Linked DNA regions of Mus musculus: region 1 is linked to region 2. The links are chromatin loops, found by intact Hi-C in ENCODE. Cell type or tissue: left cerebral cortex. All regions are shown on one strand. Each heading gives the region's core, and the rest is flanking DNA. Links, peaks and the distances in the headings are about the cores only.

Region 1 (16,120 bases), core at 4,096-12,095, 120 kb before region 2:
GTTCAGAGCAAGATGGATCAGCCCATAAAGCATGGGGCCCAGAGCTCAGATCTCAGAACCTACATTAAAGGGGAAGAAGTGAACACAGGGACTGCCTCTAATTCCAGTGGAATTACAGTGGTGGAGGGACATTAGGGAGTCCCTAACCAGAGAAGCCTGAACAGCAAGCTTTGAGGCTCAACAGGATCCCCTCATTATGCAACGTGGGGAGCCATCAAGAAGATACTAGCTGGGTGGCACCCGCCTTTAATCCCAGCACTTGAGAGGCAGGGGCAAGCAGATATCTGAATTTGAGGCCAGCCTGGTCTACAAAGTGAAACTCCGTCTTGACAAACAAAAAAGAAAAAGGGGAAAAAAAAAAAAGCTACTGTCCGCTACAGATGAGCACATACAGATTGCACCCAACACTGCACTGCACTGCACTTCATTACTTTCTGAAAAGTAAGATCCTGCATTCTAAAGCCCTCTTTTCATTTAACACAAATGTGTGTTACATTCTATAAGGTAGATATTAAAAACATTTTCCCATTGCGAATATTAACATGAGCTGGGTGTGGTGGCACATGCTTGTAATGCCAGCACTCTAGAGGCAAACACAGGGGATTCGAGGACAGAGGCTCGTGTACCATTTGCACGGTGTCCGTGTAGCCTGAGCTTTACAAGGCTGCCTCTCACAGACAAACCAGGAAAGAGTAAATGGGTACTTTGATATTTTTCATGTTATTTTCAGTGTTGAAAAAAAAGAGGAATATGCACTTTAGTCTTCTCTATAAAAACAGCCCCCATTAAAGAACATTCTTTAATTCTTAAAAGTAGTCTATAACCTCTACCTGGAATACATGACCTGTCGCTTTAAGTTTTGGTTTTTCAGTTTCTTCTGAAAGTGCAGCTGAAGACACGGTCTCATCAACATCACACTTGGCACGCGACTTAGCAAAATCTTCATAAAGCTGAACCTGTGAAATTATCCCAGGGAAACAGTTAATATACATCTAGGAAAAGGTGTGTGTGTGTGTGTGTGTGTGTGTGTGTGTGTGTGTGTGTGTGTGTGTGTGTGTGTGTGTGTGTGTGTGTGTGTGTGCGCGCGCGCACACACATGCAGCATGAACAGTAAATTAAACTAGCCTTTGTAAATAAAGAAAACTAAGACACTACTACCTCATTATTGATATTAGAGAGAATTCACTCCATCTGTATGTAAGTTCCTTTAAAATTACATTTACAGAAAAAAATGAAAAATTAATTTTTCAGCTGCAAAGTATTACACACACAAACACTAAATTTTTCCTCCATTTAGGAAAATAAATTATCAACAAAAGGGAGTCAGATCCATTAAAAGTAAATGAGGAAAGTCTTTTTTAATACAAGTCTATTAAAAAAAAAAACCCAAAAACCTATCAGTCCCTTCTGAGACTAGATTTTAAAAGAATGTTACTGCTAATTTAAAGCATTACCTTGTAACATAATACAAAAGGAAAAAAAAATCTATCAAGGATGGAAGAACAAAACTCACAGAATACAAATCCATAAAAGTTAACCAAAGGCAAAATGTCATTTCCCTCTGGAGTTCTCTTCCTCCAGAATATTTCAATGTGGTTTCTGCCTATACTATAGTCCTGTAGCACTAGAATATTATCACCATTCCCTCCCCAAAGGGCAAAAAGTATCCCATTTCTCATAAGACATTCCTTTCAAGAAGTTCTTTTCTTTTCTTTTTTTCTTCTGAGACAGGCTCTCTCTGTGTAGCTCTGGCTGTCCTGGAACTCACTCTGTAAACCAGATGTTAAAGCGCAGAACCAGAGCTCCCTGCCCATAAATCTAAGGTGAATAGCTCAGTTCTGGCTAACAGGTACTACACTAACATATACCAGAAGAGGATAAGGTTAGATTGGGAATAATTCTATGAGTCTTTGATGCATTTGACCTTGCCAAACCAAACAATACTGAGACAGAATATAAACTAACCACGCGAAATGAAATGCCTAACAGAAATGGTTTCTATGAAGAGAGTACAAGGAAAGCCCACAATAAAACTCTCTTCTAACAGTCTCTTCTGCGTATAAAGTCAGAAATGGGTTAAAATGTATTTGGAACACTGATAGAAAACAAATAATATTTCAAGTACAATAACATCCCAAAGATCAAGATTTTATACTTAACTCAAATAGTGTTATTAGGCAAGTTGCTTACTTTTTCTCACTTTTGCTGTATTTTCAAAAACAGGGAGTATGTAACATCCATCACCCTGTCATAGGATGACACAACACTACCCACATGCAGATCTTGGCCTTCATAAGGGCTTTTGTTAACAGTGCCCCTTTTTGCTTCTTGTAGTTTCAGTTACCAGTGGTTTGAAAATACAAAATAAAAATTCTAAAGATAAACGATTTATATCAAGTCCTACATTATCCCAAAACACTCTGCCAGGGATGCAAATCACCCTGCTGTAAGCACGTTCATGGTGCCAATGGCGCCTGCTCATCAGTCAGGTAGTCTCAATTCCAATATGGATCAGCTATCGCCTCCTCTATGACCTGTGGTCAAGTAAGTCTTATTTCACTCAAAAACAGCCCAAGAGAAGTCATAGTGCTTTCTTTAAGTGAAATATCTTAATGAGTGTGTGTGTGTGTGGGGGGGGGGGGGCGTTACTTGGTAGTTTAGGGCCAGATTCCAAAGGGTTACGCCCTTACACTTGGAGGGGAGAAGAGCATTGCTCTCTATTTAATCTACAGAACACAGATCACTCTCTTTAGAGAAAGTACGCTGTCCCTTAGGAGGGAAAGGCTCTAGACTCCTCCACTAGAGTGAGATGTAGCTCATGTTTATACTTAAACTAGAGAACTGGATTCTCGATGGGCATCTGATAAAAGCCTGTCCTGCTAATAGTATTCTATCAACAACTACAATGAGCACACTCCTCACCTGGAGAGGGCTGAGAGTACAGTAATAGTCTTGAATAATTTTAGGTGGAAGATCCTGCAAAACATCTTCTTTCATTCTTCTGAGAAGGAACGGCAGGACTTGGCGGTGCAGAGCGTCCATTGCCAGGACACCTGTCAGCAGGGAGAACACAGCTTTGAGTGCCTGTGACGCCCCATCCTCCTGACCATGAGGACTCAGTGTACTTCTTCCTTACCTGCTTCTTGTTCTCGACTGGAGCTTCGTGCATCCCTACTCGCTAATATAGGTTTGCCATATCGAGCAGCAAACTGGCGTTCAGTACCCAAAAATCCAGGCATAAGGAAATCAAATAATGACCACAACTCCAAAACATTGTTCTGAACAGAAAAAGAATCATCAGTTATCTTTCCTTCATTCTGGCAAGTATCATTTCCTAGCAGGTCTGGATCCTAACTTTTTTCTTCTTCAGAAACCTCAGCAGCGCAGGTTCTGGCTCAGCACACTCAGCTGCTCTCTAACATGAATACCCTTCTAATTCCACTAAAGCTCTGCAGAGCAGAAAGCCCCTGACCACTTCAAAACTAAAGTGGAAGAAGAGAAAAGAGATGGCTTTTTAATTGGACAAATCCTCAAATCTTCTGATGTCTCAATCAAGTACAAGTAGTTAAGTAGGGCAAGCACCTTTAATCCCAGCACTTGGGAGGCAGACGCAGGTGGATCTTTGTAAATTCAAGGTCTACCTGGTTAACACTGTGAACTCCAGGACATCCAGGGATACATAGAGAAACTCTGTCTCGAATAATAATAATAATAATAATAATAATAATAATAATAATAATAATAATAATAAAAAATCATCTCTCCAATCCCCTTTTAGTGCACTTTTAAATAGACACATACCAAAACCAACTTTGGGCTAGGGGTTTGTTTAACTCAGAATTTAACACTTGCTTGAAATTGTTGCAGCCCTGGGTTTGATCCCTAACAAAATAGCACACATTCTTACACACACACAGAGCCCACAGAACTTCTAGAAAGAAAGAAAAATCTGTAAAAGACAACTTATCTTTAATGATTATTAAAATATGCAATGCTTACTAAACTATGACTGAAAGCCTCAGAACTCCCTTTTCTTTTCTTACAGTTTATTTTTATTGAGACAGAGTTGTTTACAGCCCTGGCTGCTGTGGAACTACCTGTGTAGATCAGGCTGGCCTCAAACTTACAAAGTCCTGCCTGCCCCGTCTCAGGAGTGCTGGGGTCAGAGGGTTGTGCCACCACATACATGTGGCACTCACTCTCCTGTATCTCAGCACGTGGGAAGCCGAGGTAGGTGAAATGAATTTGAGAGCAGTTAGTTATACTACTACACAGAAAAATCCTGCCTTGAAAATAAAAATTCATTTTTAGAGCTAGAAAATATGGTTCCACTAATTGGAGAATAAGGTAATCTTCCTACCAAAGGCGGCTGCCTATCCAGGCAAGTTATGAACATTTGCTGAAAATTTCAAACCTCTACTGTGTGATATTCATTTCTAAGATGGTTCTATTTTCACTGCTAAATCAGATTTCTAGTTAACTACAGGAGTAGAATGGTCAGGGTAGGATCAAATCTGTTTTAAACATCAAACAAGTGTTAATTTAATAACCTAAAAATTAGAATGTAAGTATGACCTTTAATAAAACTTGACCTATTTAAGAGGCAAGCAGAAGCCGGGTGTGGTGGTGCACGCCTTTAATCCCAGCACTCAGGAGGCAGAGGCAGGCGGATTTCTGAGTTTGAGGCCAGCCTGGTCTACAAAGTGAGTTCCAGGACAGCCAGGGCTACACAGAGAAACCCTGTCTCAAAAAACCAAAAAGAGGCAAGCAGACCTGTGAGCTTGATCTATAGTGAGTTCTGGGCTAGTCTCGACTATATAATGGCAAAGGAGATGGGACACCTTGAAAGGAGTTAAGAAAGAGTTGCTCTTTTTTTTTTTTTTTAAGATTTATTCATTATATGTAAGTACACTGTAGCTGTCTTCAGACTCCAGAAGAGGGAGTCAGATCTTGTTATGGATGGTTGTGAGCCACAATGTTGTTGCTGGGATTTGAACTCAGGACCTTCGGAAGAGCAGTCGGGTGCTCTTACCCACTGAGCCATCTCACCAGCCCGAGTTGCTGTTCTTACAGAGGACCCAGATTCAGTTGCCAACATAGTGACAACAATTTATAACTCCAGTACTATGGAATGTGACACTCTCTTCTGGTCTCTGTGACCTCCTTATACACAGTACACAGGCAAAACACTCATACTCATAAAATTAAAAATATATAAATCTAAATAATCTAATAATCTGATTAATTATGGCCGGGCAGTGGTGATGCACACTTTTAATCCCAACACTTGGGAGGCATAGGCAGGTAGATCTCTGTGAGTTTGAGGCCAGCATTATCTACAGAGCTAGTTCTAGGACAACCAGGGCTACATAAAGAGACCCCGTCTTGAAAACCAAGAAGAAGAAAAAAAAAATTACTTATGAAAGCCCAGGTGTGATCATGTGTATCTATAATCCCAGCACTCAGGAAGCAGAGGCAGGAGGATTGCAATGAATTTAAAACCAGCTAGGATTTCAGACCAGCTAGTGCTACACAGTAAGACCCTGTCTCAAAACAAAAACAGACAAAACCAAACCTGCATGCTCCTGCCACATACCAAAGGAGCCTTTACAAAACAATTTAACTACTTTTGTCATCTTTATAAACTAAAAGACTCCGTAATTTACTACTAAATGCTATGCCACCTGGCAAGTTTATTATTTGTTTTAAAATAGGAAGAACTGTAAATAATTACCTGGATTGGTGTTCCAGAAAGAATAATCCTGTAATTAGCAGTCAGCTGCTTTACTGCTTTGGACAACTTGGTTTTTCCATTTTTTATGACATGGCCTTCATCAAGAATACAGTAGTTAAATTTAATATTTCTAAGGAAAAATAAATAAATAACTGTTATCCATCTTTTCCTACATATCAGACATTATAGGAACAATCATAGAAGCCGAAAAATTAAGTATTCTCAACTTCAATATCAATTTTTCTTTTTCTTTTTTCCTGCTAGAAGTATTTCATGGAAATAGAGAATACATGAAGACAAAGCTATAATACGTTTTTTTAATGTATTTTTTTAAAGATTCATTCCTTCATTCATTTCTTTATTTATTAATTATATGTAAGTACATTGTAGCTGTCTTCAGACACAACAGAAGAGGGCATCAGATCTCATTATGGGTGGTTGTGAGCCACCATGTGGTTGCTGGGATTTGAACTTCGGACCTTTGGAAGAACAGTCGGGTGCTCTTACCCACTGAGCCATCTCACCAGCCCCAAAGGTACAATTCTGATATGAATGAATGGATGAATTCTATAAGGTATATTATAAACACAGCCACAATCCAGAGCAAAACATCATGTTCCACCAACCTAAAAATCTCTTTTGTGCTTTCTCCCAACTAAGTTTTAAAAATCAAAATAGCGGGGCTGGAGAGATGGCTCAGAAGTTAAGAGCACTGACTGCTCTCCCAAAAGTTCTGAGTTCAATTCCCAGCAACCACATGGTGGCTCACAACCATCCGTAATGAGATCTGACCTCCTCTTCTGGAGTGTCTGAAGACAGCTTCAGTGTACTTACATATATAATAAATAAATCTTTAAAAAAAATCAAAATAGCATACATCCACTGTAAAAAGTGACAGTTTGGCTGACATTTTCATACATGTATGTCAAGTATACTGTTCATACTCAGTACCCACATTATCCTATCATATCCTCCCTATATACCACCTATCAATACTAAATTTTTCTAAAGTACATTTGAAGTCTTACCTAAAAAAGTCTATGTCATTCCTCACAACATCATATGAGGCTACTATCAGATTGTGCCTTTTTACTTGATGTTGCAACCTTTAAAGAAAATAAGGAAGGAAAACAGGAATTATTAATTTCTTAATGCGATTTTATTTTGCTTTTTTTTTTTTTGGATTTAGTTTGATTTTTTTCAGACAAGGTTTCTCTGTGTAGCCCTGGCTGTCCTGGAACTCACTTTGTAGACCAGGCTGGCCTTGAATTCAGAGATCAGCCTGCGTCTGCTTCCCAAGCTGGGATTAAAGGCTAAGGTGTGAGCCACCACACTCTTCTTAATACAATTTCAATGGTGTAAGTGCAGCTGCTATTATAGTGTAAATCTGTAAAGTGTTCCAATTGGGCTACTGAGCACTGTGTTTACTCTGTAAACAAGAATGCTACCACATACTTTATGATGTAGATCTGATATGTGACTCAGAAAAAAAAGATGAGCACCTAACTCAAAATTTAGTAAGAGCTTTGTCAGCATCTCTTCTTTTGGGGCACATTCATTCCTTTACCATTCAGGCTAAATGGGTCTTATCGATCCTAGATCCCCATAACAAATAAAAAGATAAAGATGAAACAGCAGAACCAGGTTGACCTATTCACAAGATTATATCCTCTGACAGCCAGTCTATCATGTCCAGACTGAGATCTCTGATGAAAGAGTAAAGAACTACTTAGTATGGTCCTGGAGCTAGGAGAGTATGGTTGGCGACTACCCAAGGTCATTTACCACCAACTCTAGAATAAAGTAAAGATCAACTCAACTTTGGGAAAGAAAAACAAGAAAGAGTCCTGTTGCTTCTAAAGCAATAACCCACCCTTAAAATTCTCAAGGGAGTGAGCTGATTCCCTGTTAGGTAGCTAACAAGCAGAATTCCTATCATGTGCAGATGCGTGAATACTAATTGACACTACAGGAATTTCGAGTGCAAACATTTCAAGTGCTTACAATCAAATCCTCACTCTGTCCACTTAACAAACTCAAGTGAGCTTCACTAAGGCCCTATGCCGATCTCCAAACAATGGATCTCAGCGTAGTAATTTTCAACCTTCCTGATGCTGTGACCCTGTAATACAGTTCCTAAGGTTGTGGTGACTTCAACCATAAAGTTATTTCATTGCTACTTCACAATTGTAATTTTGCTACTGTTATAAATTATAATGTACATATCTGATATTCAACTACAAAGAGATCATGACCCACAGGTTGAGAACCAGTGCCTGCGGGGTGATCCTGAGTACACACTGTGGCCATAACTGTGGTATATCTACACCAGCCAGTATGAACCAAAAGTACACATAAAGAAGACAAAGGAGAAGAAAAGGAAACTGAGAAAATATGTAAAGAATGGAATCAAAGAAAAAAAGAAGTGCTGTGGCCCCAAGGTCCTCAAGAGATCACCCAGGGTAGACAGGGCTGCTGCTCGTTTCGCAGACCACGGGTGGGAGAGTGGTTCAAGTCCTTCATTCTGGTGAGCTTCACTGTTACCTTCTTACCATTTTCTTAAGCTAGGTCTCTGGGTCTAATTCTAGAGCTAACTACAGTTCACTTTTAATACATTCTATGTTTCCAAGAGACTTAAACTATGAACCATTTTGTTGCACGGCTCTTACCTTATCCTTTCAGTGGGAGGGCCAGTATAATGCAACGGATTGAGATATTCTCTGGAACAAAATTTACCTACTTCATCTACCCAATGACCTGTTAATGTTGGTGGACAAACCACCAAGGAAGGAAGTGGCATACATTCTGCCAATTTCGATCTTGCATATTCCTGGGCCCTTTACAAAAGAAAAAAACAAGTAAGCAATTTGTTTACATTGATCAGGATTCAGAACCTTCATTTTGAAATTTTGTTTTTCATTACCTCTGACAGTGATCTCCTGCTAGAATGCAGATGGACTGTAATGTTTTTCCTAAGCCCATGTCATCACACAGAATTCCATGAAGCTTATACTTATTGAGAAAGGCTAACCAGTTCACACCATCCTAGAAAGTTGGGTAGAGAAAGGAAATCTATGTAAATGTAAGCAGAGCATAAGGAATTTTTTTCTTGTAAAATGTATTTGTATGAACCTAGATAAATTAAAATAGGACACTAAACCTAAGACTTGACTGAGTCAAACAAGAAAAGTGATTTCACATTTACAAACTCACCTGCTGATATTTCCTGAGTTCAGCATTGATTGGCACTGGGATCTTGTAATTTTCTAACTTCTTCCCATCTAACAATTGCTCTAAAAAGTGTCGCTCTTTTGCTTTCAACTGGATTAATTCTTCTGACATGTTTGGAGGGTCTGGAATGCCTGCCTAAAATAGGTTTTAAGATGTATTAGAATTAGACTTGAGAGTAATACATAGCTCATTTGCTAAGTGGTTGACGAACATGCAAAAAGCCCCAAGTTCAATGCCAGCATTGCATAAAACTACAGCATTCCGGGGTTGAAGGGGTTCACCTCTCTCAAGAAGTATTAACTAATGCTTGTTCTATGTGTGGGGGTGGGGTAAGGGAAGAGAAGGTTGTCTGAAAGGCCTGGATTTCACTAGACAGTCCATGCCAGTTACTAAAATTTTCCATCCTGAAAGGTTATCAAAATAATTGCAGTTTTACAAAGGCAAACATACACGCAGAAAAACATAATTAAAAATAGTATGAAGACTTGATGGTAAATAAATCTAAAGATTTTAAAAGATATTAAAAGAGCTTGAAGAATTAGACAAAGAAAACACAGGGCTTTAATTTGCAACAAATGTTAAACAAAGATATGAAGTCTACTTTACATTCTATGTTATTAATATCAGCTTCACAGTGTTCTGAAGTCTTCAGATATTGAATCTCAAAATATGGTATATGAAAATTCTAATTAATACCCCCAACCAAATTTTCTGTTTTATAACAAAGAAGGAATTGTGCACTGTATTCACTTTGTTAACACCTGTACAATTTAGTGCAAAACTGCTTGAACCCGAGAAAGAGTCTAAGCAAGAGCACCAAAAGTCCTAGTGACATCTATAACTTACCAGGCTGGTAAAAATGGGAAGAGCTATTAAATCTCATCCTTGAGCACGAGACAAATGTGAAATACACACACACACACACACACACACACACACACAAAACTTCTGACCTTTTCAAAATACAACATATTGGAGGAGGGTACCTGTTAACTGTTTGCTAAACTAACATCTTTTTTTTCCCTTAAATAATTTAAACACATCAGTATTCCATTAAATTCTTTGCCATACTGTGATGCTCGTAGACATGCCTGACCATATCCAGCCTCAGGTTTCAATACTGATTTGACAGACTGTGTGTATTTATGTCTGCACAAAGGCCAAAGGAAGATAGCAGGTGTCCTGCTCTGCCATTCTCTACCATCATCATTCCTTCAGTCTCTACCGAACCTGAACCAGAGCCAGAATGACAGCCAGCAAGCCCAGTGATCCTCAGGTCCCTGTCCCTTAGTGACAGGCAGTGACCGGCCACATCTTGTTTGTTATGTGAGTGGTGGGAACGCAAACTCAGGTCCTCACCCTTGTGCAGCACGTGCTCTTCGCCACTTAGTCATCTCCTCAGCCAACCTTACTCTTGAGAGCTATTTCTGAGCTAAGGGGTGGAGGGAATTGGTAGAACACTACCTACCATGTACAAGGCTTATGTTCAATCCCCAGTACCATAAAAAAATTAAATCCAAAATATTTACAATTATTAACTTTGGATCATCATAAAATTATTATTATGTTAAAGCAAATTTTACCCATGGACACCTAAAAACTACACTAACAAAGCAGGGTTGTGCTTGTGGCTGGGACACACCACAAAACATCAGCCTGAGGTCTCATGATGGTACTGGACCCAAGTTCAATCCTCTGACCTCCATCACAGGCACAAACAGCCCTGTCATACACACAAAATAAATCTTTAAAAATAAAAAGTTACTACTCTGAGGTTATACAAAACACTAAACTCATAAATACCGATCTCTCCCACTTACCTCAAGTGGCATCAGTCTAATCAGTGTTGCAAAGCACTGAGTAGCCATGAATCTCACACTGTCTGTCTGATCACTCATCCTTCCCAATACAGGAACAACTAAAAGGACAATATATGGAACAATACCGACATCCAATTGTTCCATAACACCTGAGTAAGTCATCAAGGAAATTTTAAAATAGTTCCCTGGTACACATCTTCATGTCCTAGTATACAAAGATTGCAACTTCAACATTAAAAGTCTTTTTCTTGACATTTTCACACACTGTAGCTGTCTTCAGACATGACAGAAGAGGGCATCAGATCCCAGATGGCATCAGATCCCAGATGGTTGTAGGCCACCGTGTGGTTGCTGGGATTTGAATTCAGAACCTTTGGAAGAGCAGACTCAGTGCTCTTAACTGCTGAGCCATCTCTCCAGCCCTATTTTCTATTATTTTCTGAGACAGGTTATCATAGAAGTCTAGAATGGCCTTTATCTCTTGGTCCTTCTGATCCTACCTCCAGTGCTAGGATTACAGATGGACAACATCCTGCAAGGCTCAATGTAATGATTTCTGTTAACAATCCTAACATGTTGGAACTGTTTTAGAGACAGGCACATCTCTGAGTTCAAGACCAGCCTAGTCTATACAGTGAGTTCCAGGACTACACAGTGAAACCCTGCCTTGAAAAACCAAAAGCAAAACAAAGCTGGGGATGAAGAGATGGCAAAGTAGGACCATTCCAAGGGACCTGGATTTGATACACAGAACCCACCTAAGAGCTCACAACCACCTGGAACTCCAGTCCCAGGGGATCTGATGTCCTCTTCTAGTTTCCATGGGTACTATGCATGCACATGGTACACAGACAAACTGTGTGTGTGTGTGTTTTAATTTTTAAAAATCTTATTATTTTATTTTCATGCCTTGTGCCAGAAAAAGTCAGAAGAGGGAGTCAGGTTCCATGGGACAACTCAATTCTTTGTGTATCACACGAAGATTAATTCTCAATTTCCAACCAGGAGCATAAAAATCATCATGTGGATATACTAAATCTAATCTCTGCCACTGAGAATTCTGAACCAGAAGAACCAGACTTTTCTACTGATCTGACCTTATCCACCTTTCTGGCTGTGACCCTTGGGATTCACACATTCCAAATGAAACAACAGCCACCTTGTCCTTTAAATGAGCTGTAGCACATTTCTAGATTTGCTGTGTTTCAGTAAAAGGCAGACATTTACATGACCTGAAGAGAAACCAGAGCTTAATTATCTTACATATTCCATTAATTTTCTCCTGGAAAAAAATGAACAAAGCTTGAAAACATACATTTAAGGTAAATATAGCCCACCAAGTATTTAACTAATACTAAGGAAACATTAAATAAGATAAACAGATCAGTTACTAGTTTAAAATTATATAAAAGTACTTTTGCATGTTAAAAAGTTACCTATTTTAAGCAATTCTTTAAACTTCTTGTATGAAATTTTGATATAAAATATAAAATAAAATATAACCATGATTAAATCATATTGAAATGTAAAATACTTCAAAATAAAATATAAAAAGATGTCATTTGGAGTAAGCAGATTATGTGCATTTTAAAGTGAGCAAACTGAATTATTCTTAAATAAAATAAATAAAACGGTTCAGATTTGGCAAAATAAAGGATACAGGCAAGTGCTTCAATTGCACCTTCTTGCTTGACATTGTCATCAATTGCTCCCAACCAAGGAAGTACCTTCTCCAAAAAAATATTCATTGTTTCCATGGTAGCTATTTTACTCATGACACCTATGCAACGAGCCGCCATGTGCCTCACTGCAGTGCTGGGGTACTGAAGGCACATATAAAGATGAGGCAAGTGCTGTACCAGCTAAAAATAATTGAAAAAAAATTACGTTACTTACTAGGGAATACTTAAAAAGTTCAGCGTTCCTGATTTTATTCTCGGTACTTTGGTTTTTGGTAGGTATTTCCAAGTTCTGGCTTACCACAATATTATGACTACAACAGCGTTCACTAATAAATGTCCATTGCATAGTACATCAAGGCTACCAATAATAGCCAAATATTTATTCAACAGTGAAGGCCAGTCTCACACTTCAGCTGAGTACAGGGGGATAAAAAGGAGTTCTTTCTTTACTACTAATAAAAAAGTCCAAGCAGTGGTGGCGCACGCCTTTAATCCCAGCACTCGGGAGGCAGAGGCAGGGGGATTTCTGAGTTTGAGGCCAGCCTGGTCTACAGAGTGAGTTCCAGGACAGCCAGAGCTATACAGAGAAACCCTGTCTCAGAAAAAAAAAACATAACTAAACAATAATAATAATAATAATAATAGAGAAGATGGGAAAGCTTTCTTTGAGAAGAGGATTTGCTGTTGTCCAGGCTGGCCTCAAACTACCATACACAAGCTGTCTTTCTATCTCGTCTTCTAAGAAACTGGGAAACAGACACAGGCTACAGCTTATCAGAAATTCTTAAAAAGTAAACGTACATAGTTTTATTCCTAACCACTATCTCCTGGATTGAACTTTATGACTCTTATTTTTATGTTATGTAACTACAGAGAAAAGATAAAACTGCAATACAATAAATGGCAAAGAGCATCTCTAATGTAGATACATAGATTTTTTTTTTTTATTAAAACCAAATAATCTTCTACTTTTCCTCTTCCCTGTATGAAAACTCTTGTTAGACGTGTAATAGTAAAAGCCGACCCAAAACTAAAGCCTTACACTAGTGTCCCCCTGGCCACTGACCAGTTCCACCTTAGCAGGCGATTTCCTCCACCTCTGCTTATCCTGAAGACATGTCCTGCTGCCTGAGCTCCTCCTTGTGTGGAGCTCTCCCTAATTTTGATCTAAACAGCCTACACTTTTCTTTCTCCTTTGCTTCAGAACTCTTTCCACAATGCTCCTTAAATTTCTACTTGGGTTTTCACTCCTGCACCCAATTCATAAGTCTCATAAGGAAGAATCTAGTTATACCACATTTTAAAAAATGCCATTAGTAGCAATATAAATTGTATATTTCAAGTATTAAAATTATTCAACAAGACAATTTACTTTATCTGAAAAAGCACAACACATATTAATTACCAAGGGATGAAGTGCAGAGTCCATGGAAGCTGCTGCTATTTCAAACACTTGCAGGGAATTCACCAATTCTTGAGCAGGAACATCACCTCTTTCCAGGAGGGACTTTCCATCTATTCAAATAAAAGTCCTATCACTTTGTAATTAATTTTTAGAGCTAGAGTCCACAAAAGTAAATTATTACCCCCTCAGCTAATATATAAATGTCAACAAAGTTTTTTGTATTGAAAATGGTATGACTTTAAGTACTCAAATACTGCACTTAAAAGCAACTGAAGAGATTTAAAATAATAATGCATTTCAAAATCTATTTTTAAATATACAGAGAATAGGGGGGAAAATAACATGAAAATTATCAGCCATTTTAAAGCTTACATGCTAACCTAGAATAAAAAGAGATAAGCAGCTTTCTTTGAAAAGGGTATGAGATACACACTAAAATCACTGAACTGATTTAAATTGAATGCATACCAAAATTATTTAGGTCAATCATAGACTTCAATGGGCCAACCATAGCATCCCAAAGATGTGGCAACTTCACTGCCATTTCAGCACCAAAATGCTTCACTATAGTTGTTAAGGCAAATTCAGCTCCTCTCCGCTGTACCAGGTAAGGCTTCTGACCCTAAAATCCAATTTTGAAAGAATATTTAAAAAAAGCGTAATACATTATAGTTTTAATCAAAAGTATTTTAAAGTCAACATCTAAAAATTGACAGTGCTTCTGATAATCAATAAAACAATTACTGGATATATTTATGAACACTGCAAACATTTTTCAATAATAAATTCCACACAGGCCTAAAACTCCTAACTAGATTTTTTTTTAGTCTAACACAGAAATAAAATAATAGGACATATGCTATTTCTAAAGACAGTCACCAGTGACATTTTTAAAATGTTCTCTGCCCCCAAAAAACAGCAGCCCCAAAGATGCAACCATGAAAAACTTACCCATGACCCATATTTTACAAAACCACATCTTTTTTAGCACCAAGAGTTTACTATGGAGCCCAGGTAAGTGCCCACGTCTTACAATCAAAAGAACAGGAATAGCGAGCCATCCCATTGTTAATATGCTACTGTAAGAGCTATGGCTATGTCTTAGGGCAGAGGCAAAGCCTTTGCCTGCATCCCTGTCCTGAAATACTCTCTGCACTCTTGTACATTAATCTGATCCTCCTTCCTACCTACCTCCCAGTCTGGCCTCAAACTTGTGAGCCTACTACCTCAGTCCAAGTAGTAACTAACAACAACTTAGTTCTGAATCTAGAAACCAAATACTTAAGAATAAAAGCATTCATGGGGGAAGGGACGGGGACTATTTACCTCATCAAGTTCAACCAGGATAGTCCCACTACTTCCTGCAGGTAGATCTGCTATCTGAGCTTTGATTGCTTTGGGGATGGGACCTCGCCTGCTGGTGATAGCAAATGCTGCTTTCTGATGCCTGTAGAGTGTAATGATCCCCCTGTGCTTGGTGACAGTATGGTGCATTCCATCCTTTTCTGAGTTGGATCCTAGAAAGGAAAAAAAACCATTTAATCAAAATATAGGTGAGCAAAAAGCTTCCTGCCCTAAAGAGATATTATTATAAACTCATTGAGACCTCAATTTTTATACAGGATGATGCTGTGTTAGGCAATGACATGATAACCAAATTGTCTATTTGGATTAAGACTTATATTAAACACAATGAAAGTTATGGAGTAAAAAACAATGAAAAATAGCACTTGCAATGATAGCAACCAGGAATAAACATGAAAAAAATATTAAATATTTGTAATCATGATGAATTCAGAAAAACGCTCACCACTGCATTACTACAGTTTAGTTAATATTATACAAGGAACTTTCTTCCTTCTCATTTGTTTTTAAAAGTTGTGAGTCTATTACATTTCAAATAATTTGGGCTTTCTAAAATCATAATTTAGAAATCATTATAGGACTTAGTTATGTGACTACACCAATGTTATTTATATCTAAATAAAAGTTGTTTTCCATACATAAAAATAGGAAATTTGGGACTGGCGAGATGGCTTAGAGGTTAAAAGCACTGACTGCTCTTAACCAGAGGTCCTGAGTTCAAATCCCAGCAAACACATGGTGGCTCACAGCCATCTGTAATGCGATCTGATGCCCTCTTCTTGTGTGTATGAAGAGAGTGGCAGTATACTCACATACATAAAATAAATAAACCTTAAAAATAAAATAAAAATAGGAAATTTGTTTATTTGGTGTTATTTATCAA
Region 2 (16,120 bases), core at 2,741-10,740:
TTTGTATAAATAAACTGTCAACCAGTTATTAACATGAAGTACCTTGTTGTCCAGAGATCAGCCTTTCAACTCCTTTAATCAGCTTGTGTCGATGTCCATAGGCATTGATTCCAATCTCTTTCAGTTCCTTGTGGCCCATTTCAACTAGGACATCTAAGGTAATCTTACAAAAGAAAATCAAATATTCAGAATGCTTGCTCACTTGGTAGATACTCATACACTGATAGTCTCAAAGTATTCATGTTTACTTCACATTATTTTTTTAAGATATATTTTATTACATGAAAGTTTGTCTGTCTGTGCATGCATTATACTTCAGTCAAAAAGGGCATCCACCCGCCCCCTTCAATGGCATCACAGAAGGCAGTTGTCACCAAATCAAACCCCGTGCTACCTCACTAGCCCCGTTTCATATTATTTTAGCCTTTATAGAAAACAAGTCATTTATTGAACTCAAAAAGTTGTAACAACTAAGTTGAATCACAAATGTTCTTTCAGACTCATCTTCCCACTGTACTTCCCATCGCTCCACACCCACCCTTTACCCATCGTCTTGCACAGCCCCTCCAGGACCTCTGCATCACTGTTCAAACTCTTACCCCAATCATTTCAGCTTCATGAAATTGAAATAATTATTCCTGTTTCATTTATACAACATCAACAATGGCAATACTGTAAATACTGTAGGAGCTGGTGAGCCTGCAAGAGTGCTGCTCTGTCAAAGTGGACTGGGGTTTGGTTTCCAGTACCCACATGCTGGCTTTCAACCATTAGGGATCTGACATCCTCTTCTGACCTCCTCAGTCCCCAGGCATGCATGCGGTATACATTCACGCAGGCAAAACACTCTGGGGCTATCCAGAAAAGCTCAACTACATGGCTGACACATTCTCATTCCTGTCCATAGTAGGTAGTAAAGGGATGAGTCAGGAACCATGTTTTTAAGGAGGATGCTCTATTTCTACATACTGGTCAATTTTTAGATAATGAGTAAGTGAAACTCCAAGGTCAAGCCATATGAGGAATTGACTGATTTCCAGTCTCTTAACTTTCAGAGCTGTAGTAGACAGAACACTACTACACAGTACACATAGCATCCAGGAGGCCCAGGGTTCAGTGCCCACCACTAAACATAACAGACACCCTACAAACAATTTCCCAATAGCTTAGAAGGTTTAATTAATTTTAAGCATTTTCTAGCTCTTTCTATTAAACACTAAACCAAACAAAAGAATTCACCCACTCACCTGTTCTCTCTCAAATATATCCATCAAGTGCTCAAGTCCAAGGTTCCTTATGAACTGAGTTATACTAAAATCGATTCCTGAATCTGGGAGGAATAAAATATCACATCAGAATATTGTACAACACCACTGTGAATATAAAAGATCTGCAATGTTACAGCACAGCAAAGATACTAACAGCCATTTATGTAATACTAAAAACTTGCAAGAATCCTACAAACTGCGCAGCCCCGGCTAGCCTGGAACTCAATGCCTGCCATGCTAGCCTCAAATTAAGAAACCCACTGTACACGTGGTGTGCTATCATGCTCAGCTTAAACAGTTAACCGGCCATGGGCTTTCTGAAGTTTAAGTATTTCTTGTTTTGTTTTCATTTAAAAATTTAGTTTTAGCCTCATCTTTAAAAGTAAGTCAAGATCAAGTCTTTCAAACTTATGAAAAAAAGTTTTATGATGTTGCATAGAGTACAAAGAATGTGACAGATAAAGGCTGGCATCTGAAGAATGGGTCAGGATGGAAGACAGCTCAGTGGGTAAGGCACTTGCTGGGCAAGGCTGGCAACCTGAGTTCAATCTCTGGGAAGGACAGAGTGAATTCCAGGACAGTCAGTGAGACACAGAGAAACTGTCTTAAAAAAACAAACAAAAATCAAATGAAGAACCCGTGACACAGAGTTGTCCTCTCATCTCCCTATACACGACACAGCACAAGCTTGGACACATGCATGTGCGTACACAGGATAGCAAATAAACAAATAAACAAACAAACAAACAAATAAATAAATAAATAAATAAATAAATGTCAGTCAGCTAGCACCACAACACAAGTTTGGACACATGCATGTGCGTACACCTAACAGCAAATAAACAAATAAACAAATAAATAAATAAATGTCAGCTAGCATCACATTCATTAGTTTTTGATTTGAAAGGCGTTTCTGTAGGAATCCCACTTACATTATTAAGAAAATAGAAGGTAAAGATTCCCAGGCTATTTTAACTTATTTCATATAAAGAGTTGTATTTAAGATTTAAAGGACAATTTCCTACCACTCTAAATGACAAACATGGTGCTACAACGTGAGATAGTTATTTATAGAAACCCTCACCCTCTTTTCTTTGCAAACCAGTAGCACCTTCTGCTGCACTTGAACTAACCACTGCGGACAGTTCCGAGAAGCTGCCAGATAAGTTGTCGAGGCTGCTGGCTGCAGAGAGGCTGGATGGGCTGGACGGACCTGAAGACAGAGCATCTGCAGTGGCTCCGGGGCCCCTCACGCCACTGAGCACTTGAGGTTTGTAGCACGTAGGCAGAGCAGAGGGGGGCATGGCTGCTGTCAAGAGTGCACTGACATCATCTGCCTAGGATACAGTACAAGGAGATGCAATCTGTCACGTACATGGTTTACAATTCTTCTATGCAATAAAAAGAGGATAAAACCTAGCAAATTCACACCAGGTCTACTACCATTCGACCCTGAGAAATACTAGGAAACCTTAAAAGTGAAACAAACAGGCTGATATCCAGCTAGCAAATTATCACTAAATAGAGAACACATTTCAGAACACCCTTTCCAGATCACGTCATTAAACAAAGAAACTGCCAGATGTTGCCAAATACGAGGAACAAAATGCCAATTCTGACATCATGACTGAAAGGCACTGAAATTAATTACAGAACTACTAATCTAAATAGTAAGAGCTTTTCAACCCTACTATAATTAACTCTGACATTAGCAACTCAATCTACACAGAACCTTAGCAAACAGACCCATTTGTATTTTTTTAGAAAACAGTGATTCATTACTCAAAATGGAGAAAACCCTGTTTTTTGGTAAAAGATAATTTTAATCAAACTGACAGGATGAAAAACTCTCTAATGACATGCAATTATTTACAATGCTCAAATAAAAACTAAGTAATGGGCTGGATAGATGCCTTAGTGGAAAGGCAGCTACCACTGCCCGATGGCCTGAGTTTAAGCCCTGGCACCCACAAGGTGTAAAGAAAACAGACCCCCCACAGTTTCCCTTTGACTTCTATAGGCATATAGAACACATTCCAGCCTTCTTTTTCCAATAAAAAAAAATGTTAAAAAAGCTAAGTAATCAGTAACAGGGACATTTCTGGGTTATTCATTTAGTGCCCACCCCTGATCTTTCTCTTCCTCCTTAATCTGTGCATCTTTTAACTCCTTATAATTTGTGAGTAGTATTTGCTGACCTACAAATCGCCATTTTTTAAAAGACCATTTATTGGGTACATTTTGATATGTGAAGCTATTTAAAGGCTTTAGATATTATTACAATACTTACTTCTCTAATTAACCAGGTATATTTTATCCCTTATAAATATTGCTACTAAACTTTAGAGGTTGGAGCAGGTTACACCTATTCCACTCTAAAGCTCATGCATGCTTTTGCTCTCTCAAAACCACCTTTAAAATTTTATTCTGTGGGCATATGCACGATTTGTATGTGTATATGAGTGTGCAAATATGTGCACATGGAGGTTAAAGGAGGCTTAGGTGTCGATCCTCACTTTTGAGTTCTCCTGAGATGGTCTCGTCATCACTGTGATACTAGGCTAGTTGGCCTCTGGGTTTCCAGAGGATGCCTCTCTTTGCCTCCTTTCTCCGACATATGTTCATCCTATACATCGAGAATTTACAAGGGTTCTAGGAATTAATTCAACCTCAGGTTCTCATGCTGTGCAACAAGTGCTTTACTAAGTGGTCTACCTCTTTAGGCCCTGTGCATGCTGTCTACAGCTTTTTATCTTCCTTGCCACTCATTCTATTATTGGATGAATCAATGTTTCAGAGGAATAAATTCTGTATGCTTACTTCTAAACCAGCTTGGAACCAAAGAGGTATTTCCAAGAAACCCTCATGCAAATATGGTATGGTTAGTCTGCCTGGAAACATCACTTTAAATCTGAATGCAGACAAACTAAATCAGTTTCATAATTCCAATTGGTTTGAATAATCTCTCTCCACAGAACACACTATCTTTTCCAACTCAAAATGTTTCTGGCAGGGTGTGGCAGCACATGACTGTAATCTCAGCATACTCAGGAGATAGGCAAGAGAGGCATGCAAAGGGCTGGAGATGGCTCAGTAGTTAAGAATAAATACTTTTCTTCCAGAGGACTCAGACTTGGTTTCCAGGAAGCACATCAGCTGATTTATAACCTCCTGTAAATGTTAACTCCAGCTACAGAGGATCTGATACTATCTGGCCTCTGCTGGCACCAGCATGCAAGTGGTGCACATAAACACACACACACACACACACACACACACACACACACACACACACACACACACACACACACACACACACACACACACACACAAATAAATCTTAGGGAAAAAAAATGGGTGAGACTCCAGGTCAGCTTTATGAACAAGTTGCAGGCCAGCCAGGACTTCATAAGATCTTGTCTCATAGATCCAGGGAGGACAAAACTTTGCTTCCTTCCACTTTACTGCTCTGGTTAATGACCTCAGTGGCAGGGGCGAGAAAGCACTCCTGTTCCAGTGATTGACACAGATTTGGGACCTACAAAGGAGGCTCTTTTATAAGCAGCCATGGAAAAAGAAAGAAAAACCTACAGTTTATTTTACAAACCTTAAAAAAATTTTAAGCATTAATTTTATTTATTTTGTGTGCATGTGTGTGTATAGGTGCACGTGTGCCAAGATGCACATGTAGAGGTCAGAAGACAACGAACTTGTAGGAGGCAGGTCTCTCTCCTATCAGGTGGGTCTAGGAATTAAACTCAGGCCTGTTAAGCAACAGTGCAGCAAGCACTTTTACCAGCTGAGCCATCTAGCAGGCCCTCAGACAGCTCTTAAGAGGGTAAGCAGCAACAATGGGAAGAAGTAGCAAGGAAGGATAGACTCTCTGCTAGTACTAGGCTTTGCTACATTGAAGGCAATGCACTTAACTGGGGAAGTTGGTAAGACCTTCAGTCTAGAATATCATGCACTGTAACAGCATTTACAGAGGACCTGGGCTTGTTGTTTCCCAACTACTGCTCGTTTCCCCATATCCAAAGTACTTACTTAGTATACAATAACTGATTAATAACTCTATTATCTACATATCAGAATACCAAACGATTCCTAAATTTAAATTTGGGCTAAAACCATATTCACTATGCAGACATTTTATACATGTCATGTGAAATTTCTGATTTTCAAAGAGCCCATCACTTACTGAAACTAAATCTAAAGGTGTTTGTCCTTCTTGATTTTTAAGAGTAGGATCAGCTCCATGGGCCAACAATAAAGCACAAAGCTGTGTCCGTCCCTTTTGGGCTGCTTCATGTAACGGTGTGAAAGCCCATTTGTCCGTGGCATTGACACACGCATTGTACTTTATCAGCAAAGCTGCTACATCTACATGCTGTAAGAGAAAATAGTCCTGTTACAGGCGGGAATATTTTATGGAACACGTCTACATGCTGTAAGAGAAAATAGTCCTGTTACAGGTGGGAATATTTTATGGAACTTTACTTCTTAAGAAACTGGTTCTGAGCTGGGTGTGCACTCCTGAGGCAGAGACTGGCAGATCTCTGAGTTGGAGGCCAGCCTGGGATACACAGTGAGTCCCAGGACAGCCAGGGCTATGCAGAGAGGCCCTGTCTCAATCAAAGGAAGCCTGGCTCTGTACCTACCCTCTTATTTTCACATGTATTCTGGAAATAAAAAGAAAACCATTTCTTCTCAGCAGCACTGAAATTTATGGATACTTGCTTCAAAATTACAGCTCAGTATTCCAGTCTACAACTCCATGATTTCTAACTAATTCTTGTAGTATAACTGGTGAACATCAATCTACAAACTAGCAGCTTTCCTTACCCAAACTAGAACACTGACAATGGCCAGTGCTGATCAGAATCCTCAGAGGTGCTGGAAATCAGTAACATAATTATTTGATTCTCTAAAGATTCCTGGAAACCTATGGATTTTCTGACAAACACACACACACACACACCACACACACACACACACACATACATACACCCCCCCCCCCCAATATTTCATCAAGTAAGAGACAGGTGCCAAGGACAAAAATATATTGCCATGTTACAAAAAATGCTTATACAGATTAAGAACTAAAACGTCTATGTTGTATAGGTCTTATTTAATTCTTTGTGAAACAAGAAGCCACACCCAGTTCCATGTGCCCTGGGTGACATCCACTTAGAACTTACTCCATACGATGCTGCGTTATGTAAAGGAATGAGTCCTCCTTTGTCCTGGGCATTCACATCAGCTCCATGTTGCAATAAATACTCAGCAACTTCCAAGTTATTATAACCAGCTAATGCAGGGGGAAAAAGTAACATCACTTTCACTATAAATGTAGACAAATCACAAATCACCCACATGCCTAAATATTTATAAATAGACGTTAGTAAATTTTATGTAAATCTGAAGTTAATAGTATTTTACCTTCTGGAAAAAAAAAATCTTCCACTGGACTAAAATGTTAGAAGCTTCTTTTGTTATTAGCTACTGGTTTTGGAGACCTACCAAATTACAGAAAGATGTCTATATTTCCATTTAAAATTTCCCTACTAAAGGCCTTGACTTCAAGGCTGTTACATATAACACACTAAACTCAAGTGTATGATCCAAGTGTCAAAAACCACAGGCAGCCAATCATCTATGTGCAAGCAGGAAGCACGCTTCCTCAGGAGCTGTAGAGACAAGCGTCACTAAGCCTGAGGACAGAGCTTAGGAAATCAAGCAATCTCTCTCTTTCTCTCCCTCCCCCCCCCCCCCAGGTCAGGAGAGTAATCTTAGCATTGCTAAAACCAAACAATAAGCTTACTGCTCTGAAGTATGACACAATCTAGTCACCTCTGCAAGCTCTCTTATGGCAAACTATCTCTAGATACATAATCATAGACAGAAAGTAAGTTTTTAATTTCTCTAATATGAAAATGATAATGAAAGCTTTATCATGCTAATTTTAGTGCACATGTCAACCCTTTGAAGGATTTAAAGCATTAAAATTATCCCAAGGTATAGTATTTGTGTGTATATATGTGTGACTCATGGAAGTGAAATGTAAATAGTGTCTTCCCTACTGCTCTTCACTTTTGTTAGTTTTTGAGACACACCTCTGTGCAGTTCTAGTAAATTTGAAAGATGCTGGGATCAAAGGCATGTGACACCCACCACTCCCACCAACTGTTCTTTCTGAAATAATCAGTACTACAGGAAGTGAGTCCAGGTAATGGCTTAATGCATGAACACACATACTAGTACAGAATGATAACTCTGACAGATAATTTAACTTGCATCTTTCAATTTACTTAGAGGAAATATTTTAAACAACAATAAAAATAAATTATAGGCCTGCTAAAATGGCTCAGCAGGTAAATGTACCTGCTGCTAAGCCAGACAACTTGAATTTGATTCCTGGAGCCCACATGATGCAAAGAACAGACTCTAGCAAGCTGTTTTCTGACTCCAGACCCCATACCACCACCCACCAAAAAATTAAATAATATAAAAATAATCTTAGAGGTTATCATCTTAAATCTTGTTTCCCTTGTTTACCTGCCAAATGTAAAGGTGTAGAATGCCGACCTTGGGTATCACGGCAATTTACATTATCAGGAGAAGACAATTTCTTCACTCTGGCTAAACAACCCTTCTTGGCAGCATCCAGCAAAGCTGCATCACCTCTAAGTAGATCTTGAATATCTGTATCTCCATCTTTAACAAGATCCAGAGGAGTATTACCATCTCTGTTTTTCTTTGTAGGGTCTGCACCATGCTAGGCATGAGAAAAAAGGGGAAGGAGGGAATGGAAGGAAGTGCTTAGTGTTCTGTCACTGAGAAAATAAGGAGAGCAAAGATTGCTATTGTTATTAATGCTTAAATACCATAGGCACCTGCAACACATTAGTAAGTATGTATCGAGAACTAAAGCTACAGTCAAAGTTTTCAGCTATATAATTTTAAATTTAATCATTATTATTTTAGACAGTCCCATATATCCCAGATTGGTCTAAAATTTGCTCTACAGTTGAAGTTGATCTTCACCCATTGACTGGCTTTACCTCCTACACAGAGGTTTATGTGGTGCTAGGAATACATCCCAGGGCCTTGTGCATGCTAGACAGGCACTCTATCAACTCAGTTACATCTGAAGCCCCCGCATTATAATTTTATGAGGCCGCTGACAAGTATGTTCATTGTTAATTGAATTACCATACAATGCATGTTTGCAATTTTCCTTTTTTAAAATACAGCGTCTTGGGGGTTGGCTCAGTGATTAAAAGCACTGACTGCTCTTCCAGAGGTCTTGAGTTTGGTTCCCAGCAACCACATGGTGGCGACAACCATTGTAATGGGGATCCGATGTCCTCTTCTTGTGTGTCTGGAGACAGCTGACAGTGTACTCACATATATGAAATAAATCTTAAAACAAACAAAAATCCAGGGTCTTAACTGTGCTGCCTTGGCTAGACTCTTATAAACTACCTCACTCTGTGGACCAGGCTGGACTTGAACTCACAGAGACCCACTTACCTCTGCCTCCCAGATGCTGTGTTTTAGGGTATGCACCACCACATGTAGCTGCATTTTTCCTTTCTACAAATATTTTATTATGAATCTGTGTTGTAATATTCTACAGCAAAGTATCTGTATCTATTAGACCAGTACCATCACTTTTATAGAAGGTTAAACAAATTTGGCTTATAAACCACATAATGAATCAAGTAATCTGAGGTTAGATTACTAAACAGGGAAGTTGGACAGCAACTATCACATGATAGGTGGCTATATAATAAATCCTATGCTGATACATGTACATTAAAATATAAAAATGTTCATGACATTTTTCTTTGAAATCTAGTTTTAGTATTAGAAAACGGTTTTTTCTACTTTCCTTGGTTTAAGACTCATATTTCTGTTATCTGAAAGATTATCTGAGCACTTTAGGCAACTGCACTGTCCATAGTAAGTACTTAAACATACCTGGAGTAGAAGTTTGCATATTTCATATTTTCCTTTTGCTGCAGCTTCATGTAAAGGTGTGAACTTCCACAAGTCAGCGACATTGACTACTGCTCCATGCTTGACAAGAAGTTCTGCAACTTCATAGTGTCCATAAGAACATGCATTGTGTAAAGGTACAAGACCTCTGAAAAGTTAAAGAAGTGGTTTAATCTCAGTAATTATACTAACCAAATACATTTAATTTCTTAAACTGCCCAATAGAGTATTCTGGTCATACTCTGTACAACCTAAGTCTATGTATGGAAAGCAGAAGACTGTTTATTTTCGGGGGGAGGGGGGATTTCAATATGTCTTAAATACAGAGACTGATAAACATTCACATATAGACAACATCTAGCACTGTGCATTTTAAACAAAAGTAATTTCAAAATAAACAAAAAATTTAGCATATCCTCAATGAACACTGAAAACTTTATTAATCAGTATGAAAATCACAAAAATGAATTTTCCTTGGCAATTATAAAATAACAAGACATTATACAAGTTAATTTTAACGTAAATCCGAGCCATCTGCATGTTTTTTGTTTTTTAAAAGAAAGGGTCTCCCTCATACTGAGCTGAATGTCTCAAACTCCTCAGTGCCCGAGTGCTTGGGGTTTAGGTATGCACCACCACGCTGAGCGTCAACTATTAACGGAATTTATAAGCTATCACTGAACCAATTTTAGGAAGTAAATTATATGTTAAAAAACAGAAGTAGCTTATAATTTATCATAGAAGTCTTCTTGTATTTCCCCGAAATGGTCCTATAAAGGTGTGATGGAAGCAAGGCAGGATCTCTTTCTCACCCTTTGTCTTTAGCATGAACATCAGCTCCATGTTGCAGCAGATATTCTACCACAGACACTCTGTTGTACCCAGCTGCAAAGTGGAGTGGGGTTGACTGGCGTCCTTCAATGTCTCTGCAGTTGACACTCTGAACAGTACAGAGTTTCTGTAGGATTGAACACAGCACACACATTCATTTCTCATGTTTTAACACAATTTAACAGAAATTTCAAATGTCTGCCTTATTTTCTTATTAAATAAGTATTTCAGAAACTATTCTTTTTTTTTTTTTTTTTTTTTTTTTTGGTTTTTTCGAGGCAGGGTTTCTCTGTGTAGCCCTGGCTGTCCTGGAACTCACTCTGTAGACCAGGCTGGCCTCGAACTCAGAAATCCGCCTGCCTCTGCCTCCTGAGTGCTGGGATTAAAGGCGTGCGCCACCACGCCCGGCTCAGAAACTATTCTTATACTAGTGTTTCATTTACTGAGATTTCTTCTGGTCTCATCTATATTTTCTACTTTTTTGAAAGGTAGTAAACTTTACTATTTACACACTGATACCCTTCCTTCAAGTACTAAGTGTAACTTCCATTTGGTGGTAAACATAGTAGTAGCAGCCAGCTAGATCTCAGCAGCAGAGAGGGGAAAAATTCAAAGTCCAATACCCCTATCTATAAGTCAGAATCTGCATTCTAAGCCATATGTAATAGTATATACCTATTATTCCAGCATTGGAAGATGAAGGCAGGAGGGTTATGAGTTCAAAGTCAGCCTGGACTCTTAATACTTCCCAACAAATAAAACCCCATAGCAAATTACATTTTAGTAAGATCTATCTATAAGCATATTAAAAGTCTGAGATATAACACTGTAGATCAGTGGGGCTCAATTTTGATGTATACTGGTCTTATCTCAAAATTTTGTTAAGTCAGTGTCTGGGGTTGTTAATTTGTAAGGGACCACACTTAAGTCAATGACTCATGCTTTACTATATATAATGAAAAAAGAAAATATTTCTGGTTATATGTGATCTCGAAGAACTAAGGAAATAGTCACTAAAACTATTCTGCTGTGTTCTTTGGTTCAGATGAGTAAGTTTAGCTCAATCAAAATTAATACCCCAAATATTCTTAAAGATTATGCAAAGAATTTGGGAGAATAATATAGTTAACAGACTACAATGCTTACAGTCAAAAGAATATCAACATAAAAAAAACAAAACCAGGTAAGTTGAGTAAGCCCCACTAATAGGTTTATCCCAAAGGGAGCTACTGAACTGCAAAGCCCTTCTGAGCTTATGGAACACATCTGCTAGACTTGATGAATGAGGTTCCAGTCCCAAAGCAATGTTTCAGTGGGTCTGAGACCCAATCTAGAAATGAGTATTTCCACTGTGAACCAGCTGTTGGCACATGTAGTTAGTTACCAAAGATCATTTTAATATCCTTTGCTTTAATTTGTCCAGTTACTACAGTCAGGATGCATGAGTTAAAATCACATAGGAGACAAACCTTTGGCATGCCTCTGAGGTACCATCTAGATGATGTTCATCAAGGTAATTAGAGCCACTTATAACTGTGGATGATACCATTCTATGGGCTAGTGTCCTAGCCCGAATAAAAAGAGAAAATGAGCTAAAAATCGACATTCTTTGGTTTTTGCTTCCGGACTGCAGATGCGATGTGAAAAGCTATTAAGCCCCTGCTGTCATGCTGAACACTACACTGTGAGCTGAAATAAACCCTCCTTTCTTAGGTTGTGTCTGTGAGGTATTATAGGTATCCACAAAATAAGGTAACCTGATGAATCAATAGAATGGAATGGGTGTCTTCCTTAATACAATGGCATCATTTTTTTATCTGAGTCCAATTTGTATTTTCAATTTATGTCTTCTTCTAGGCTCCTTCTCAGAGGTTTTATACTTTAAAAAAAACAAACAAACAAACAAAAAAAACCAAAAAGAACAAAAAGCCCTAAAGTAAAACCAAAACCACCATAAAAAAACAACAAAAGGGAAACAAAACTGATCGCAAACTAAGATCTCCCACTCAGCATCCCAGTGCTGGGATCATAGGCCAGGCCACCACTTCTGTTAATGTTTAGTCTTATCTTGTTAAATATGTTAGGGTCTGTAAGTAAATGAACATTTAAAATTCACCATTCTCCTTACTCTCACACACATAAAATCATCTAGTTTAAAATCAATGTCTTTCCCTTAATAAGACACAAATCACTTGACTCATGAACAAATCAAAAGCCTTGTTGCATGTGGTATCTGTATTATTTGCACTGGGCACAGTAGAGAGATCATATGTACTCTTAAAAAATAAACCCAGGGCTGGCAAGATGGCTCAGTTGGTAGAGGTGTAAGCCTGGACGCCGGGGACTGGGAGCTGGAGCCTCTGAAGAGGACGCACAGCATGACCCTCCCAGCACTGGACCCATTTAAAGCATCACTCAACAACCTCTCAGAGCTCTGCAGTGAGACCAACATTTTTAAGTCTTTTTTGTCGTTGCTGAGACAGGCTCTCACTGTGTAAAGCTGACAGACCTCTTATGTGGACCAGGATGGCCTTAACTCATTCATGTTCCACAGTGCTGGGACTAAAGGCTTATCTAGCTTGTATTTCTTTAAAAATAGAAATGTATAGAAAATCTACTGAGTAGAAATTTGATAAAATTATTTTGAACAGCCATTCTACCACACATTAGGCAATATAAAACTTAGTACATACAAGTGCTCTCTCAAATTTATTGTAGTCTAGTTTTGAAAAGTCTTTATGGGGGCAGGTGAGATTTTACAGGGGCAGGTGAGATGGCTCAGCGGCTAAGAGCACTGACTGCTCTTCAGAAGGCCCTGAGTTCAAATCCCAGCAATCACATGGTGGCTCACAACCACCCATAATGGAATCTGGCGCCCTCTTCTGGTGCATCTGAAGACAGCTACAGTGCACTTATAATAAATAAATAAATAAATAAATAAAAGAAAATTAAAAAAAGAAAAAGAAAAAAGAAAAGTCTTTAAGGAGAAGGAAAAAAAAAGGCTTTCTCCCCGGCTAATTTTAAAAACTGAAACAACATTTAATGCAGCATTAAAGAATTATTTAGTTCATGAAATAGATGAGTCAATTTCTTACTTTTATTTTAGTCCTGTTCTTTCATACATCAGGCTTTTGGGTTATTTCCCTAGGCAGACACTTCTGTACAGACCATGAACACACAGTATAGGCAGTAAGACATCAATGTGTGTGTGTGGCACAAGTCAAAACAATGTCTGAGGGAGGGTGACTCTGAGGGGACTACTGCTGGGACGGGACAGACAAGAAACTGGGTACTCTGTGGGAGAAAAGAACTTTCCAGCCCAGCTGGGTAAGACTGCATGTTCGAGCAACACCAACACTGCTCACAGTACAAGCAACGGCTCCACAGGCAGACGGGATAATGAAATGAGTGAACCAGAATGAGCCTGTGCACACAAGGAAGGGCACTTGGTTCCTTTTATTTGTGTGTCATACTTAAATAGTACTAGAGAGCAACATGACACGCTTTCTTCTTTCTCCTGGTATTGCTTTTAGACAGGGTGTTCCTAGGTAGCTCAGGCTCTCTTTCTAACTGTTAAACCTTCTATCTCAGCCTCCCTAGTATCTGGAAAATAGGTGTACACTATTATGCCCAGTACATATTTCTCCTTAAAATACTTTTATTTAAAAAAGGTTATTCTGCGTGTGTGAATGTTGTCTGTCTGTCTGCTCCACACGTGTGCCCGGTGCCCTCGGAGGTCAGAAGAGGGTGTTGCACCCTAGAATCACCATGTGGGTGCAGACAGCTGCATCTGACACTACATGAAGAACATTAAACTGGTGAATGTGATTGTCCTCTAACATATAGCTAGCTAATGTTCCCCCCACTGCTATTTCTTATTTCCTACTGCAAAGGAATTGGTATTTTTATCTTTTAATAAAGCTCTTTCCTGTTAACAGCACAGATTTATTAAACAACGCCAAAACAAAAAAACAAACAAAAAACTAAAGAGTAAGAGAAAATTGATTGTTTGTATCTTACTTTTACAGTTTCAACGTCACCAGCCTTTGCAGCTTCCAGCAGCTGTCTGTCCGCCTCTGAGTGACCTAGTGAGGCGCCCTCTGAAGAGAGAAGAGTGGTTAATTCCACCTGGAAGGAGACCAAGCTTCAAGGGTCATCATTTACAAAACCAGGTTTTGAGTTTGCTAGCTTATGTAGTATTGCCGCAGTGAAAAACCACTAACTACGACTACCAAAACTTTTGAGAATATAGACTGAGCAAAAGATATACACGTGCTAACTATAAAATGTCATTTAAGACGTATAAAGAAACACAACCAAAGTGTTAAACAAGCCATGTGCAAGCACTGGTAGAAATCTAAACATGGTTTTGCCATTAACTTGTTTTCTGAACTGGCACAAATTACTTTTAATTTCCTGACCCTCAGTTTTTTTTTTCAAATTTAAAGAGTGAAGTTGGGCTAGCAAGTAGCTTAGTCATTATCAGTTTAAAATTCTGTCTAATTACTCAGTTAAAAATTCTGAAAGAGTATATACAACAAAGGAAGCCCCAGGTAAAGACTGAATTATAAAAATTAAACCTTGAAAGAACTGAAAGAATACAGAGATAAATATTTACATCTTAAGATAAACATTTAGAGTAGTATATCAAAGGAAGAACCAGTGGCAAAACTCCTGTAAAAAAAAATAAAATAAAAAGCTGGGCGTGGTGGCGCATGGCTTTAATCTCAGCACTTGACAGGCAGAGGCAGGTGGATTTCTGAGTTCGAGGCCAGCCTGGTCTACAAAGTGAGTTCCAGGACAGCCAGGGCTATACAGAGAAACCCTGTCTCAAAAAAAAATAATAATAATAATAAATAAATAAATAAATAAATAAGTAAAGCCAAGGACAAAAATCCAAAGACTTACACTGTAACATGGTGTCAGAAGAACCATACATACCCAAGATCTAAAATCAAGCAGGCCCAGTGTTTAGGGAAGTCACCAGGATTGCTGTAGTAGAAAAACCCCATCTTTTAATGCCTTGCTCTAAAAAACAGCAATGATCACATTTCACTTGCCTAAGAGCTTCTAAGACACCCCCACCCGACTCTGGTATGGTGGGTGTGTACTAAATATCCGAGGGAGCACTAAGCTTACGACCCTTCAACCTCAGTCTCTCCAATGCTGGGATTAACAGTAGTTTCTCAATGCTCAGCTTCTTAAACTTGAAGGGGGGGCGGGGGGGGGGGTGGAGAAAGAAGGAAAGGGATGGAAAAGGAAGAAAGAGAGACAAGACAGGGTCTACATAACCCTGTTTGTGCTGGAACTCAAGAGTTGTACCTGCCTCTGTGACCCAAGTACTAGAGTTAAAGTTGTGTACCACCATGCCTGGCAAATCAGCCCTATAAACTTTAAAACGTGTGTGTATTTACACAGAGAAACTGGGCAGAGTATGCTACTGAACAGAAGTCATAATTATCATTTAATGACATTTAAGTATCAATATAATGAGCTAAGAATAAGTTAAGATAGCTAACATTTCTGTTTATTACCAACTCTTACACAGCACACCTGCCATGTGAAGAATCTCAAAGGTTAATCTTTGCCCCAGAACGTCACGGAAGCTCTTACTACCTTGGAGCAGCTGCTGCACATTTTCATTTCCCATTTGCAAGGCGGTGAAACCCTGAAGGGATATGATGTTTGGATCACACCCATAGCTCAGGAGCAGGCGGCAGGTCTGCAGGTGACCACAGTGTGCAGCTCTGTGTAATGACGTCTGTCCAAGACTATCCAAAGCATTAACCTTAACAAGGCAGAAAGAAAACACTGAAATTAGCATGGTGGTGCATCACCTGAAACCATCCAGTTGGCTACTTAGCACTCACTACTAAAAGTCTCACTTTAAAGGTAAAAAAAAAAAAACCAAAAAACACCAATAACTGTCTAGTGCCAAAGTAGGCATTTTTTTTTTTTCTTCTCAGAACTAGAGTACAAATTCACCAATCATGATCCCAGTCCATGAAGACTGGGATCAG

The links. Hi-C counts contacts between places; a loop is a spot of excess contacts. Peaks named below come from ENCODE experiments on the same cell type or tissue, not always from the same donor. Only the 100,000 strongest peaks of a DNase experiment are listed, where the experiment ranks them.
Region 1: it touches region 2 in a loop (2.2-fold over the local background); 15 of 42 quality-filtered maps call a loop at or near these places.

What each region holds. Positions count from the first base shown.
Region 1 is chr19:36,987,250-37,003,369 of GRCm38, reverse strand. Btaf1 (B-TFIID TATA-box binding protein associated factor 1) reads right to left here. Exons shown (of 38, transcript NM_001080706.1): 21 at 15,199-15,389; 22 at 14,341-14,494; 23 at 13,873-13,982; 24 at 12,446-12,647; 25 at 10,786-10,934; 26 at 8,948-9,100; 27 at 8,658-8,779; 28 at 8,404-8,571; 29 at 6,763-6,840; 30 at 5,735-5,864; 31 at 3,137-3,278; 32 at 2,923-3,053; 33 at 831-956. Among named protein-coding and RNA genes, the nearest start is that of Btaf1, 69 kb to the right of the region's middle. In left cerebral cortex, for the core only: no CTCF peak of the experiment used is centred there; no DNase peak of the experiment used is centred there.
Region 2 is chr19:36,865,720-36,881,839 of GRCm38, reverse strand. It overlaps Tnks2 (tankyrase, TRF1-interacting ankyrin-related ADP-ribose polymerase 2), which reads right to left. Exons shown (of 27, transcript NM_001163635.1): 12 at 15,717-15,888; 13 at 14,121-14,200; 14 at 10,082-10,227; 15 at 9,252-9,417; 16 at 7,824-8,043; 17 at 6,467-6,576; 18 at 5,467-5,655; 19 at 2,353-2,605; 20 at 1,248-1,330; 21 at 43-163. Among named protein-coding and RNA genes, the nearest start is that of Tnks2, 40 kb to the right of the region's middle. In left cerebral cortex, for the core only: no CTCF peak of the experiment used is centred there; no DNase peak of the experiment used is centred there.